2 separate regions of the Mus musculus genome follow, and region 1 is linked to region 2. A link is a loop called in an ENCODE intact Hi-C map of the cell type or tissue named here. Cell type or tissue: heart. All regions are shown on one strand.

Region 1 (8,000 bases), 180 kb after region 2:
TCAGCTGCTCCCTGGAGCCCTTGGGTGAGAGGGGAAAGACCTATGTGGTGGCCCACCTCTTGCTGCGTTTGGCTACGTGTTAGGTTGTATGTTCTCTTAACTTTGAAGTCTCTAGTCTGTTACAACGCTTCTTCCTAGGGTATTGAGTTTCCTCTGAGGACGCTGTCTCTGAAAGCTGCAGCAAAGACATTTGATGTTCTGGGGAAGCTGGAGCCTCTAAGACAGTGGTTCTCAACCCCTTGGGGTCACCCACCCTAAGATTGTCTGCATATCGGGTATTTACATTATGATCTATAACAGCTGCAAAATTACAGTTAGGAAGTAGCAGTAAAAATAACTTTATGGCTGGGGGGTTACCACAGCATTAAAGGGTTGCAGCGATAGGAAGATTGGGAACCACAGCTCTAAGGCAACCCAAGCAGTAGAAAGCCAAGGTTTATTTCTGTTAGGAAACCCGAGCTCATCTTCCCTCTCCAATCCCACACTCGCACATTTTTTATCAGCTTTTACCTAGCTGTGGTCTCTCCCAGGAGCCATCAAAGACTTTTCCCTTAAACTCTCCCTGAGCATCTTTTTTTTTTTTTTTTTTTTAAGATTTATTTTATTATACATAAGTACACTGTAGTTGTCTTCAGACGCACCAGAAGAGGGCATCAGATCTCATTATGGGTGGTTGTGAGCCACCATGTGGTTGCTGGGATTTGAACTCAGGACCTTTGGAAGAGCAGTCAGTGCTCTTACCCGCTGAGCCATCTCTCCAGCCCCCTATCTGAGCATCTTATAGTCTCCCTGTCTGAGCATTTTACACTCTACCTGTCTGAGCATCTTACAATCTCACTGAGGTTTTCTTTCCATATCGTTAGAATCATGTGATAAATCAACAAAATCTGAGTGCTACAATCTAGGGCCGTGTTTTTCCAAGATGTCTTCCTCAAGATGAAGGGGAGTTGGTGCTTAGTAGGAAATGGGTATCCTGGCCAAATGCATTTAGAAAACGCCAATTCACCAGGGTTCTATACACTATGTATTCTGAGCAGGTTTGGTACACTCACCCTGATAGTGAGCACAGATGCCATGGGGTGGGGATTGGTAAAATGTGGAGAGGCAGTTATTTGATTTTCTTTCAGATTATAGAAAAACAATAAGAATATATCAAATAGAAATATCTCATTTGACATTTTATTTTTCTGGACAGGGTCTCACTCTGTAGCCCAGGCTGACCAGGATCTCCTGGCAATCCTCCTGATTCTGTCTCTTGAGTACTGGGATTATAAGTGTGAGTCATCACACTGGGCTTGGCATGAACTTAGGTACATATGTAAATTTAAAGGTTCCTGCAACTATCGTCAGAAAGGTAAAAACAAGCAAACAAACAAAAAAACAAAACAAAACAACCAACCAACCAACCAACCAACAAATCAAATCAAACAGGTGAACTATTTATAAGCAGGCTTCTGTTTTGTTTTCTGACTTAAGTCGGGCTCTCATTTTGTAGCCCAGGTTGGCCTCAAACTAGCAATAGCAATGTAGTTCAGGTTGACCTGGAGATCCTCCTGCCTCTGTTCCAGAATGCTGCTGTTATGCTAAGTATGAGTTACAATGGCTGACTTGAGCATTCTTGATTTCAAAGCAGTTGTAGGTTTTTGTAGCCAAACTGAACAAAAGTACTGGAGTTTACACATAGCCTCTGCCTCAAATCTGCCTTGCTTCTGCTCCTATCCCTTTTCTGATGATCTATTTTTATTTAGCTCAGTAGGTAAAAAGACCATTATTTATTTATTTATTTATTTATTTATTTATTTATTTTTTGGGTTTTTTGGTTTTTCGAGACAGGGTTTCTCTGTATAGCCCTGGCTGTCCTGGAGCTCACTTTGTAGACCAGGCTGGCCTCGAACTCAGAAATCCGCCTGCCTCTGCCTCCCGAGTGCTGGGATTAAAGGCGTGCGCCACCACGCCCGGCTAAGACCATTATTTAAACATCAATCAATGTAACATGATTGAAGGGATGTGCTGCATGTCTGTTTTGCCTTTTCTGTACACTGTTTTGGTCTCTTCATTTGAAAATGTAGCCTGAGCCCTACTGCAAATGCTTGCCAGTCACATGTGGCCACTGGCTCCTGTGTGACTGCAGGTGTAGAGGGCTGGAGTCTGGAAAACCCGGTTCCAGGAACAGGGTTGGGGAATGCTGGCTAAGTTTCATCCTGCAGTCACACAAATGTATTTCAGGACCCTGAAATTCTGCAGTGATTTTTCCGTGAAATACAGGCAATGCTATACATAATGCACAAATTTCATGACTCCAGGGGGGCAATTCATCCCACTACACCATGATTCTAGCACAAATCTTTTCCTTCATAGGAGGGAGAAGTCCAGTTTCCTTCCTGTGCCCTTTGGGAGTACAGCTTTGGATTCCTTGTCAACTGGGTTAGAATGGGGCTTTGTCTAGGGACCCAGAAGACTTCGTTAGCCTGGATGCCTCAGCTTGCCATTCTACTTGGAGCTTTTTAGAATCATGTGTTGTGATCCTTAAGATTTGCAGGACTTCTCCAGACTAGCTTTTCTTGTTCACATCCAAGTCTGTCAGGCAGAGTGCCTGAGGATTCCTGACCATAGACTGTTGTGATGGGCGATGGTCTTTGGGCCTGAGGGTAAAAAGGGAAAAGAAAAAAAACAAACAAACAAATGAAAAAAACCAGAGTCTTGAAGCTCCCAGATGTCTTAGTTATTGTTCTATTGTTGTAAAGAGAAAATATGATAAAGGCATCGCTTATAAAAGAAAAACACTTAACAGGGTAAAAATGTTCTTGATTTAAGAAGGTAGTAAGAATCCATGGCCATCACAGTGGGAAGCACACAGGTGCGGTGTTGGGGTAGTAGTTGAGTGCTTTACATCCTGATCCATAGAAAACTGGCAGAGAGAGAGAGAGAGAGAGAGAGAGAGAGAGAGAGAGCACCTGAGCCTGGTGTGGCCTTAGGCCATCCCTAGTGACACACCTCCTCCAACATGGCCAAACCTCCTGATCTTTCCATCAACTGGGGTCAAACATTCAAATATGCTCCTATGGGAACTGTTCCTATCTGTTCCAAACTACCACACCATGTATTCACAAACAAACGCTTACTGATCACCTACCAAGTGACAGTCCCTGTTACTGGTGCTGGGACACATCAAAAGACAAAGTTCTATGGGTGCTGAAAGATTCTAATGACAAAAGACAGATGAATTGCATAAGTACGGGTAGATTGGAGAGAAGTAGATTAATTTATTCTTTAGTTAAGGCTGTAATTGAAGGAAAGAGGGAACCAATTCAAGAACAGTTCTCTTAGCCTCTGTCCATTATCCATTGATATAAAATGGTACCTTTAATTAAATGATGCATCCTCCCATATGCCTTGACTCGTGTTTAGGTTATATATAATCGCCAACCCAATATAAATGTTGCATAAGCAGTTGTTAAGCTTATTGTTTGGGAAAAAATGACATGTCAGTACAGATTATGTGTAATAAATATTATATATCTATATATAGAAAGAAGAGCAGGGAGTCTTACTGTGTGACTTTGGCTGGGCTTGGAACCAGAGAGATCTACTTGCTTCTGTTTACTGAGTGCTGGGATTAAAAGCATCACCAATCTCAGCTCAGACTATGCATATATAATATTATATATAATAAATATATATAACATATATTTTATAGTGCTGGGTGCAGAACTTATAGAGAGTTAATGGCACACATTTATAAGTACATATAAATACACACATAATGCTATTTTCTTGTTTATTGTCACATGCTTTTGTACCTTCAGTACTTTTGTGAACATGTGGTCTTTCTATGTAGATAATGAAACTATTGAATGACAACCAAGGTGTGTGTTGCTCACACAGCTCTCTACTGAGTACACAGCATGGGCTCAACCATTTCAGGAGAAAGAGAGGCTTCGCTCTCCGACTGTTCAACTTACAAGAGGTATCAGGAGCAAAACGTGTCATAATGAGCTGGCTACTCACCAAAAGCAGCCCTCACTTAAATCTTTCTCACTCTGCTCCAGTTCCTATCCTGCCCAGCAAGTTGTCACTGTGTTGCTCATAGCCTGGCTTATTGTCAGATATAACACAAGCCTGAGACGATGGGAAGTTGAAACAGTCGTTACACAGGGGGATTTGCCAAATTTTCTGGATTTTGTGGAGTTGGTGAAAGCAATACAGAAAAACCACTGGGATTATATGCCACGGACACCTGAGAACTGGACCGTGGTCTCCCTGTCCATCGTGGAGGCAAAGGATGTTGGGAACAAAGACAAAGGTTTTAAAGGGAAGGGCTGGCTCAATATTAAGGGAACAGAAAAGTTGCTTAGAAACCTAACATTTCAGAATAGCTTTTTAGTGCATGTCCTATTAAAAAATCGAGTCAAGTGTGAAGAACGTTGTATAAGCCCCATGGTGGCACATGCCAATAACCCCAAAATTCGGGCAGCTGAGATAATGAGATGTCAACGTTAGCCTGGCTACACAGTGCAAACTTATCTCAGAACAAAACAATTCAGGGGCTGGGCTGGAGCTCAGTTGGTAAATTGCTTGCCTAGCAAGTTTAGTGCTTTGAGTCTGATGTCCAGCACTGTGGAATTGGCATGGTGGTAGAAATCATTAATCCCAACACTCAGAGTGGAGATGGGAGTCAGAAGTTCTGGGCCTTCCTTAGCTGCATAGCAAGTGTGAGATGAATCTGCGTTACATGAAATCCTGTAATTTTTTTTAAAAGAATGAATGAATAAAAGAAGAAAGAAAGGAAGGAAGGAGAGAGAGAGACAGAGACAGAGAGACAGAGAGACAGATACAAGTTCCTCAAGGTCACAGAGCTGGTTTGAAAGACCACATCTCCACTACACAACACTGCCTCCTAGAGGAAATACACGTGTCAACTCTTAACAAGTTTGGAAAAAAGCTGTTGTAAAACCCCATTTTTTTGCAGCCCTCACAGAAATAACTTTTTTCATTAAGCAGTCTCATCTCAGAGAATTTTTGAGTGACAGATGAGTGTAGTATCTTACTGCCTTGCCACTGTATATCATACAGGCTAAAACTTTCAAAGTCTGAATATCCCAACTGCTGCTAGTTAGAGCCTGTTATCTTGTTTTCTTCCTGTCTCCAGGGCCTATTGGGAAAATTAAGCACATCTGATAAACGTTCAGCATCTAGATACCTTACCTTGTAGTTCAGCTGGGAGGCAGACACTAAATAAAATAATAATAAGATAAAATAAAACCTTGCCGCTCACAATGATATGCTGCCTTTGTCTGCCTTTCAAGCAGAGGAAAGCTAACGACCACGTATGGCTCTAGGCAAGAATGCTGATTTGCAGTCTCTTCAGGAAATTGTAGAGCTTCCGAAGAAGACAATATTCGTAGTCAAAATAGATTAAGTTGAAGCCAAGGGCAGAGCTAATGATACTGTGTGTTTGGTTGGAAACAAGTAGCAGACGACTAAGCTATGATAGCAGACAGTCTGCCCTGTAATCCTCCTTTGTTCTTAGGTCCCTGTCACCCACAGGATGGAAAAAAAAATAACATTTTCTATATGAGTACTTCACATTTTTGCAGATGGGTCAGAAAAAAAAAATCATGCTCTATAAACAAATGGGATGCAGGGCAAGAGAGGCAAATGTGTGTCTTTGGGAAAGAGTGGGCCTTCACGCCGACGTTTTCAAAGGATGTAAGAAAATCCTACAGCATTCTCTAGGATTCCAGGGAGGCCACACTGCCTTACAGAAGGGGCTAGAGAGAGTGGCTTCTCTAATAAAGATGGGGTGTCAAGGGTAGTAGACTACCAGAAATTTGCTTTGTATTAAAATGAATTGTAGGCAAGGATTCACAGAAAGATGTATATATACACTTGTGTTTGTAGCAAAACTACTCATGATTGCCCGAAAGTGTAAGGACTCTGTGTCCATGAACAGATAAGGCAGAACAAAACCACAATACATTTATAACCTGGGACAAAAAGCAGCCTTATAAAGGAAGGATATTGTTTTATTATTATTATTATCCACTTATTTATTTTATTTATATGAGTACACTGTAGCTGTCTTCAGACACACCAGAAGAGGGCACCAGATCCAATTACAGATGGTTGTGAGCCACCACGTAATTGCTGGGAATTGAACTCAGGATCTCTGGAAAAGCAGTCGGTGCTCTTAACTGAGCCATCTCTCCAGCCCCATAGAAAGGATAATCCATAACTGAGATGCACCACACTTGAGTCTTCACACTGTGCTAAGCCAAATAAGTCAACCACAGAAGGAACGTGGCATTGATGAGTTCCTACAAAGCCAGGAAATAAAGCAAGGATGTTGTTAGTGTGCATCAGAATCCCTCAAAAGACTTGTTAAAGCAGTTTCCTGGGCACTCTCCTTAGCACTGCCTGTTGGGACACAGAATTGTACTTCTAAAAAGTTCTCTGATGGGGCTGATGATGCTACTTGGAAACCATGCTGAGAATTAACGAGCTAACCTGTGCTCTTATTTATTATAATGTAACAATAGGACTTGTTCTGTCTAAGGAAACTTGTAGGAACCACAGGGTAACTCGATGTGTTGAGAGGACTCAGTGGTGACAGTATGATGAACCAGTCACCTTGCAGGTGACTTTCTTTGCTCTAGCATATGGGCAGTTACTGATCTCTGTTAACTGAGTGTGACCGTTCAGATGTTTTCCACTGAAACATGTGGACAAAGACTCATAGCATCGTGACTCCTCATCAGCTTCTCCGGTCTATTCAGATAGTTTGTGAGGTCCCATTTAAGGATGATCCCTTGGGCCTTAAAACTGAGGTTAGATTAAACTCAGGGTTACGCAGGTTAGCATTTAATGATGCTCTAATTAGTTGACGAGAGGAATAAAGATATTTGGATATGGTTTGAGTGTGTCTCACAAAGATTTGTGTGTTTGGGATCTTGGTTCCTAGTGTGGCAATGTTAGGGTAGTAAGACCTTGAAGGCGTGAGATCTAGTGGGACATTGAAAGACTGGCCCGTTCTGCTTGATCGGTATCCTGATCAGTAACATGATTTATCCATCCTCACATCATCAGCTGTATTGAACAATGGTGTCCTCACCAGAGCTGAGCAACTGCCAAAGCCACACCCTTAAATCTTCAACATATGAGATAAATAAATCTTATATTTATAATGACATCCTTATAAATCTTATATTATAATGACATCAGGTGTTTTATTAACAAGAAGAAGAAGGAGAAGAAGAAGAAGAAGAAGAAGAAGAAGAAGAAGAAGAAGAAGAAGAAGAAGAAGAAGAAGAAGAAGAAGCCACAAGTGGTGGCATGGGTCTGTGATCCCACATTGGAGCAGAGGTTCAGTGCTGAATGAGACTGCATGGCATGACCCTGTCTCAAAGTCAAGGAAACAAAAGCAAAACCACGCCTCCAAAAAATATACAAAGGAAGAGGAGAGGGAGGAGGTAGAGAAGATGAAGAGGAAGAAGGAGGAGGGGTAGGGGTAGAGGAGGAAGAAGGAGGAGGAGGAAGAGGAAGAAGAAGAAGAAGAAGAAGACGAGGAGGAGGAGGAGGAGGAGGAGGAGGAAAGCAAGCAAGAGAAAGAAAGAAAGAAAGAAAGAAAGAAAGAAAGAAAGAAAGAAAGAAAGAGAGAAAGAGAGAGAGAAAGAGAGAAAGAAAGAAAGAAAGAGAAAGAAAGAAAGAAAGAAAGAAAGAAAGAAAGAAAGAAAGAAAGAAAGAAAAGGAAGGATTACTTCAGAAAATCAAATAGTTGTTATTACATTGGAAGGGCCAGATGATACATAGTAAAACTTTTGAAAATTTGTTTGGAAAAGTAACAGGACAGCATGAAAGTTCAAAGACAAAACATTTATGATGCTATCCAAGCTTCAATAGGACCACCTTTGTAGAATCTTAGAATGAATTGTCTCAGCAGTTCCACAGCTGAATATGAATAGTTTAATCTTCCTTCCTGCAACCCATGTCTCAGGTTTTAA
Region 2 (8,000 bases):
CAGGCCTGCTGCTGCTGCTCCTGCTGCTGCAGCTCTGTCTCCTCCACACAGGGTCGGTCCAGATTAAACCACAGCGTCTCAGTCACATGAGGGAAGAGTGACGGGGACAAGGTGGACATGGCTCCTAAGCTGAGTTTGAGTCCTGGCTCCATCACTTACTAGCTTTTTGATTTTGGCCAATACACTTAACCTCTCTGGGCCTCAGTTTCCTCATCACTGCCCATTCTTTGCTCATTATGATAATGACTGCGAGATTGGCCAACAGGGCTCTTGATCTTATTAACAGTGGCGGGTATGGATTCTAGCTTATAGAGTGGGCCTTACACCCAATTAAGAAAAAAAAAAAAACGGTAACTACAACCCCCCTCCACACACACACAAGTGGTTGGTTACTTCCACAACATATGTGCCACTATTGCTGTAGTCTATCTTGCAGATAGGTCTCTATTATAGTCCAACATCCTTAGCCCTTAAGGAAATTCACACTAAAATGACTTTGAAATTTCTTCTTACTCAAGTCAGAATGACCAAGATCAATAAAAGAGATGATATCCCACGCTGGCAAGGATTCATACAAAGGAACTGCTTCTTCTTCAAAAACATTTTTTTAATTAAAGAAAATTTTATACAATATTTTTTGACTATATTCTTTTCCCTCTCCTAACTCCTCCCAGATCACCCCCTTTCCCTATCCACCCAACTGCATATTCTCTCTTTCTCTAAAAAAAAAAAAAAGAAGAAGAAGAAGAAGAAGAAGAAGAAGAAGAAGAAGGAGGAGGAGGAGGAGGAGGAGGAGGAGGAGGAGGAGGAGGAAAAAGAGAAGAAAAACAACACCTTCATTGCTGGTAAAAGTGCACACTTGTGTAGCCACTGTGAATGTTAATGTACAGGTTTCTCAACAAGCTGAAAATAGATCTTCTACAATATGCAGTTGTAACACTCCTGGGCATCAAAGGACTCTATATCCTACCACAGTCTTGCTTATCCGTGATCATATGTTCTTTTCATAACAGCCAGACTTTTCTTCTTTCCTGTTCATATGTAAATTCCTCTCACGTGTCTGAAGAGAAAGCACAAGAGAAAAGTGCTCTTTCATAGTGTGTCTTAATCCATTTCTCATACTGTAACAAATATCTGTGACAATCAAGTATAAAGATTTATTTGTTTGTTTATTTATTTATTGGGTGTGTGTGTTATAAGACTGGAGACAGTGGGTGTCTTCCTTAATTTCTCTCCAATTTAGTTTTTGAGACAGGGTCTCTTACTGATCTGAGATCCACCAATGACTATATTGGTTGGTCATCATGCCCAAGGGAACCTTCTGTCTTTTTCTGTCCACAGCCCTAGCTGGGACTATGAGCCACCATGACTGACCTTTTGTGGATGCTGAAGAATGTACCAGGTTCACTTTACTGACTAAGACCCTATGTGGACTCTTACGAAAATCTTTCATTATCTCTTTATTCATGTGTGTGTCCTTCTAAGAGCTGAAAGACACTCTAGCCTCAGACCAAAAGGGCCTGGCTCCCTGGACATTGCTCTGTCTGACAGTGGCCTGACTCTTGGAGATATCTAGTATCAGAAATGCTTTGAGCCCAGGTCCTGAGAAACAAATTTCTCTGAAGCTTTTTGTGGTTGTTCATGATGGTGGTCATTTTAATGATTCTATCTGGCTGACTAGAGGTAACCAAGATAGATTTCATTCTGGAAACAGCAATATCACTCACAATTGAGACATTTTGTAACTCAGGGTTGGGGAAGAGAGATTAAGTTCTGTCACATGGTGTTTTAACAGCAACTGTTTTGGAGAGTTGAGGGATTGTAATTGAGATTGGCAGCTAGACATCTCCCATGCAGTTTACTACTAAGATTTAGGAGACAAGATATGGAATAATCAACCTGAAGAGACTACAAATTCTTCTTCCAAGGACCATGTATAGCAAAGAATGGGAGGAAAACAGGTGAAAATTGTACATGAAGGTGCTAGTGCACATTTCAGGGTCTCAGCTGTGTGACTTAATTTTTAAGGATGGACCTCGAGTGTCCCAAGCTGGCTTTGAACTTGCTATGTAGTTGAAGGTGACCTTGAATTTCTGATTCTCCTGCTTTTATTTCCCCAGTGCTGGGATTAAATGCTATGTACTATCATGTCGGGTTAATGCGCTGCTGGGGATTGAGCCTAGGACTTCACAAACACTTGGCAGGCACTCTAACAACAGCTATGTCCAGCCATTCTTTTGGGTGGCCAGAGGGATTCAGACCATAGTCTCTAACAATAGTATAGTGGTCCACAATGCAGGGAGCAGAGAACACAATTGTGGGGTGGTGACCTTTAACCTCTCCAACATTAGTGACATTGGGACAATGTTTGCTTCTCTTCCTTATACATAGGGGGGCTCCTGGGCTTCTGAGCTTCTGGGATTCTGGCCTGCCCAGGGTAACTATGGCAGTCAAGGGTTTCTGGAGAAGAGGAAGTCATTGTCTTCAGAGGTAGACTGCTGAGTCCCTCATGCTGCAGTGAAGAGCTGCACACCTGTGCCCTTGTCATCCCAATGGGTCACAAAGTGAAAAAATAAAAAGAACACTAAAAAAGATAAGAGTGGGGTTGGGACTTGTGGGTGTGTTGTTTTTTGGAGGGGCAATGATGGAAGTAGAAGGAATGAATGTGACCAGCCTGACCATATATATATATACACATATATATCATCACATATATGTATCACATATGTGTCACATGTATACAACATATATACATAGTATATATATGATATACACATAGTATATACCTATATATATATATATATTCAAATAATGAGTTATAAAAGCTTTCTTTAAAAAGAAAAAACCCTCCAGAAACTTAAGAGACTGCGTTTATGTATTTTACTCATCTAACAAACTATTATGCTGACTCACTAGCCCTGCAGAGCAGTTTGGACATTTCAGGTGACATTTGTCCACTCAGCTCCCTTCCTGTGACACCCCTGAGAGACTCATGTGTCTTCAGATGAAAAGATAGGGAGGTTTGGAGGCTTCGGGAACTTGTCCAAAATCACAGGTAGCATGGGGGCAGTTGCTGACAGGTGCACCTGCTCCCCCCCCCCCCCCCCCCGCTCCCTGTGACACTTCCAGGCCTTGCCAGCACAGGGCTAGCACCTCTTATACTGCAGAGTATGGCTTTAATGTGTGTGTGTGTGTGTGTGTGTGTGTGCACATGTATATGTGTGAGGGTGTGTGCAGAGGTTGGAAGTGGATTCCTCAGTTGTTCTCCACCCTGTTTTTTGAGACAGCATCTCCCAGAGAACCTGGAGCTCACTGACTGGCTAGATTAGCTCACCCAGGCCTCCTTCTGTCTCCACACCCCCAGTGCTAGGCTTACAAGGGCATGCTGCTGTGCCTGGCTTTTTGACATGGTTCATGTAGACTGATGGCAGGGTCCCACGCTTGTATGGTAGACACTTTACCAATGAAGTCATATCCCTAGCGTGCTCTCTCTCTCTCTCTCTCTCTCTCTCTCTCTCTCTCTCTCTCTCTCTCTCTCTCTCTCTCTGGTGGTTATTACTATTTAAACGTAGTAATAGTGTTAAGTGCTTCTGTTGCACATGCTGGAGTTACCTGCATTTTCTTATTTAATCCTCAAGACAACATACCACCAAGTTCTCTGCCTGACTCTAACTCAACTCCTGCATACAGTCCCATTGATAACTTGCTGATCTAGACTTGGTACCCTTTCCAATACTAAGTATAGCCAGTAAATCCTGAGAGTACAAATCAAGCAGAGGGCATACAACAGAAGCTCAGAAGCCTGTCAGGAAACAAGAGCAAGAGCTGCACAGGCCAGCTAACTGAGCACTGGGGAAGCTGGGCCGGGAGGATGGAGCGTTCAAAGCCAGCCTGAGTTACATAGTTTCAAGCCAGCCTGAATTGGATGGACAGATGCTGTATGAAAAAAACCGAAGCAACAAAAGCCAAGCGCTCCCAACCAGACAAAACAGCAAAGTGGCAAGAGCCAGGCATGGTGGCATACACCTAATAATTCAATTACTTGGGAGAACAAAGTGGAGGATTGCCGAGAGTATCAGACCAGCCTGGGATTCACACTGAACCCTTATCTCAAAAAAACCCAACCCCCCCGCCCCCCCCCCCCCCACACACAGGCGGAAGGAGAGTCCGATAAGACTGGTCTTTGTGGCTTTAATCAGCATCCAGTTCGCCTCCCACTAGACTCCTTCCTCTTGGCTTTGAAGGTGAAAAAGTAAAATGCTCTGTGCAGTGCATGCCGTGTTGGGATATATAACTTGCAGAAACCCAATAGGCTCGAGTTAAGTTTTTGTTTAAAAAAAAAAAAAAAAAGGAAGTGGCTTAAAAAGCAGTGTCCTCGTGACCCCTCCCTGGAAAACCTGCAGGCTAGTGCAGACTCAGTTCTTCCAACATCTCCATCCAAACGGAAGTTGGGGATCGCAAACATTTCCGCCAAGCGGAGGGTAATGACAGCATCACCGTGGGAAAAATGGTGGGGGTTGATTTCAGGACTGTAAAAGACATTTTCATCGCGTAATGAACCTAGCAGCAGCCTAGCAGCTGGCCACATTGCCACAGAACGACTTCCTCCATCAGCTAGCGGAAGGAGCTGGGAGACATGAAGAGCTCCTTGCAGGCAGGGGCTGACTCTGGAAACCAAAAATGGAAATGCCGCCACTAGCTCTGCATCTGCGCAGTGAGCATCAGGGTGAGGCCAGCCAAGGACCCACCTAGGCGCTCTGGGGCACAGATGAGAGGAAAAGAGAAACCCGAGCCTGCGCACTGACAGGCCAGTGACAGGTGCTGGTCATGGCTGAATTGTGTCCAAGTGCCTCCACCACTCGGGGTTCCTACTGCCTTTCTATGTAGAAGCGGGCTTAAAGAAAAATTCTGACAGGCTTGCTTTGGTAGCAGATGGGGGTGAGTTTGTTCGAGAGAGGTTCTGTGTCATTCCCAGGAGGGACACAGCACAGAGACGGAGAAACTGAGCAGGTAGACCTTGCTGCGGTTCCCCACCCAGACTGTTTCCCTGACGTTATACCCTTTGTCCACCTCATTGCTACACGGCTGTCCATTCATCAAGGACTTTAAACACAGAATAGCTTGCCTTCTTTGCGGGGGAGGTGTGCGATCATTTTTGAAACATTCTGTGACGCACAGAACTTGAGTTAAGTCAGTTTGTGGTCAGTGTTTGATTTGACAGGGTCTCTCTGTAATCTAGCCTGGCCTGAAATCTTGGTAACTCCTTGGAGAGTTTTCATGGCCAGCAGTGTACTAAAGACTCTGAGAAGTCTTGTAGTGGGGAAATGTTTCTTTCTCCACAGTAGTTCTTTAAGTGTTGACTTTGGAAGACTTTTTAAACGTTTTCTTTTTATTTTACTTTTAAACAAGTGTAGTGACAGAAAAGGGTGTCCTTTCCTCCCCTTTATAATTGTGCTGGGTAGTTTTATGTCAACTTGACAAACGCTACATTTATCAGAGAGGAAGGAACCTCAATTCCTGAAAAGCCTCCTTGAGATGGGCCTGTAGGCAAGTCTTAATTAGTGCTTGATGGGGGAGGGTCCAGGCCATGGTGGGTGGCGCCATCCCCCATGCTTGTAGTACTGAGTTCTATAAGAAAGTAGGCAGAACAAGCCCTGAGGAGCAAGCCACTAAACAGCCCTGCTCCATGGCCTCTGCATCAGCTCCAGCCTCCAGGTTCCTGCCCTGCTTGAGTTTCTGTCCTGACTTCCTTCAGTAATGGGCTAAATGGGGAAATATAAGCCAAATGAACACTCCCCACTCCCCCCTTCCCCTCCCCCTGAGTTGATTTTGGTCGTGGTGTTTCGTCACAGCAATAGTAACCCTAAATAAGACAAATGTCACAGTAGATAGACCAATGAGAGGAAAGTGTAGCAAATTTGTTTATTCAGAGTTTGATCTATCCAAGGAGACTTCACTCCCGGGCTGAGGTAAAGATGCCTATTTCACACCCAGATGCCACGAAGGTGGGCAGGGCATAGAAATGGGATAAGCATAGAATGTGATGTCCTGGGAAGAGAGAGCCCAGCAGGTCTGCCTGCCCGCAGAGGCCTTCTTGACCTGAGTGTAGCAGTCCTCTCAGGAAGGGGGAGCAGATGGCTATGGAATGAGATTGCTGACAGCATTCTGGAGGCCACGAGTCTTCAGTGGATGGCCTGGCTGGCTGAAGTAGGGAAGGCCTTTGAGGGTTAAATCCACCCCTGCCTCTGGTCTAGTACCCCACTTTCAGGTCCCCCGTGATGTGAGAAGTCACACTGCTCATACTGCGACCAACTCCTCTAGCCTCCCCTGCCCTGACAGACTGTGCAACTCACCCTGGGGAATATGCTCTGGCGAATTATTACTATTTAAACCATTTCATTGTAAAATAGAACACATGCCAACGTGCTATATAGAAATTATTGAAAACGTACGAATCATTTATTTCAGCAGGTTTTTTTTTTCTTTTTTTATGTACAATTTTGGGGCCAGGGTGAGTGGAAACCACAGGAAGAAAGATTGTAGCAAGGATTGGTGACATTTGATTGCTCGCTAAAGGAGGCCAGATACACGAAGTAGCTTTCAATACTCTAAAATTGTCCCACACACCCCAAAGGAAGGCCAATAGACAACCCATCTCCCTTGCAGATTCCTTAGCCTTCATGCCCTAACCACCAAGGACATTCTCTCTTCTTGGCCCTGGGGAACACATCTACTGTTCTCATCTGGTTTAATCTAATTTTCAGTGTGTATGTGGGGAGAGGTCATCCTTTTTATTTCTTTGGCAATGACCAAAATATTCCTTCAGGACCCTCCTCCTATTTAATGTTTCTACTTTGGGCATAAGTCCCGGCTCCTTCTCAGCGAGGCTATGGTCCTAACCTTTTGGGGTTGCTGTGGGCAACTATACAATTGGCTGTTACTGCTCAGGGCTGTGGGAACAGCTTTCCAAAACAGCTAAGCGACCCAAACCCAGACAAGCGCGTCTGGATCTGTGAAGTGCTTCTCGTATTTTGTTTCCTTTTCTGTGCACAGATATTTAAAAATAGATAGTAAGAACTTGCAATCGCCGTGAGGGGAGTTGTGTGTAGAAGGACGGCCCCTCCTTTGGAAATGACATCGTTACGGCTTTTTAGAATGTGAGCAGATTTGACATAGTAGAAAAAAAAATATGGATATTTTGGTCTGTATCCCACTTCCTGGCATACAGCTACACCAAACCGCGTGTCAGTTCTCAGAAATGATGTGACTTTTGGATGCTAACGGGATTTCTGATGTTTAGGGCCTCTTGGGTAGTCTTCAGACAGAGGCTGGTTGCCAAGGGAAACAGCCAAGTGAAGCAACAACTTGGACTTTCAGCCTTACCCTCTCCTCTGACCTCTGGAGAGGGAGAGGGGCGGGCTAGCCTTTGAGGTGATCGTTGTTGGCCAATGGCTGAATTAAAACCCAAAAGGAAGCTGTGGAGAGCTTCGGGTTCATTTAACAATCTGCCTATATTTAGATTCTGGGAGAATGGCAAGGCTCGACTTTGCCAAGGTGAAGAGTTACACGTTAGAGCAGCCTCCGTCTCTCCCGGGGTGGGTGCCTGTCGGAGGCACGGAGGTCTTTGCGCTCACCGACAAGCGTTAGGGGACCTGGATGTTCATCATACGAGTTGACCCTTCAAAGGGAAAAGTGGATAGCCTGCAATCTGCCCAGAAGGCTGGGACTGGAAATGGCTAAGAGCTTGGTGACCTGTGTGCTGTCTGTGTGGCTGCGACCACACTGGATCCGGCCCTTACTGTGAGGTTGTCACTCTGCGGAACTTTGTGGAAAGTTGTCTGTGGGATGTTTTTGTGCACGGTGTATTAAATGCTGATGTCAGTATCTAGAGACCTGGTGGCTGTCTGGACTTTGGAACTGTCATTATTATGGAGCATTTCCTGATTCGCTATTTTGTAAGATATTGCTTTCCATCACCTTCTGATTGGTTAATATAGAGC

Evidence for each region. Peaks named below come from ENCODE experiments on the same cell type or tissue, not always from the same donor. Only the 100,000 strongest peaks of a DNase experiment are listed, where the experiment ranks them.
Region 1: a loop joins it to region 2, with 2.6 times the contacts of the local background. A loop is called at or near these places in 3 of 42 quality-filtered maps.

What each region holds. Positions count from the first base shown.
Region 1 is chr10:95,853,477-95,861,476 of GRCm38, forward strand. All of the region lies in intron 3 of Gm33377 (a long non-coding RNA gene), which reads left to right. Among named protein-coding and RNA genes, the nearest start is that of Gm33543, 15 kb to the left of the region's middle. In heart, a CTCF peak has its summit at 4,907; no DNase peak of the experiment used is centred here.
Region 2 is chr10:95,673,238-95,681,237 of GRCm38, forward strand. It overlaps the pseudogene Anapc15-ps. Among named protein-coding and RNA genes, the nearest start is that of Gm33336, 45 kb to the left of the region's middle. In heart, no CTCF peak of the experiment used is centred here; DNase peaks (open chromatin) are centred at 4,594, 5,624, 7,354 and 7,684; H3K4me3 peaks cover 1,520 bases; H3K27ac peaks cover 3,631 bases.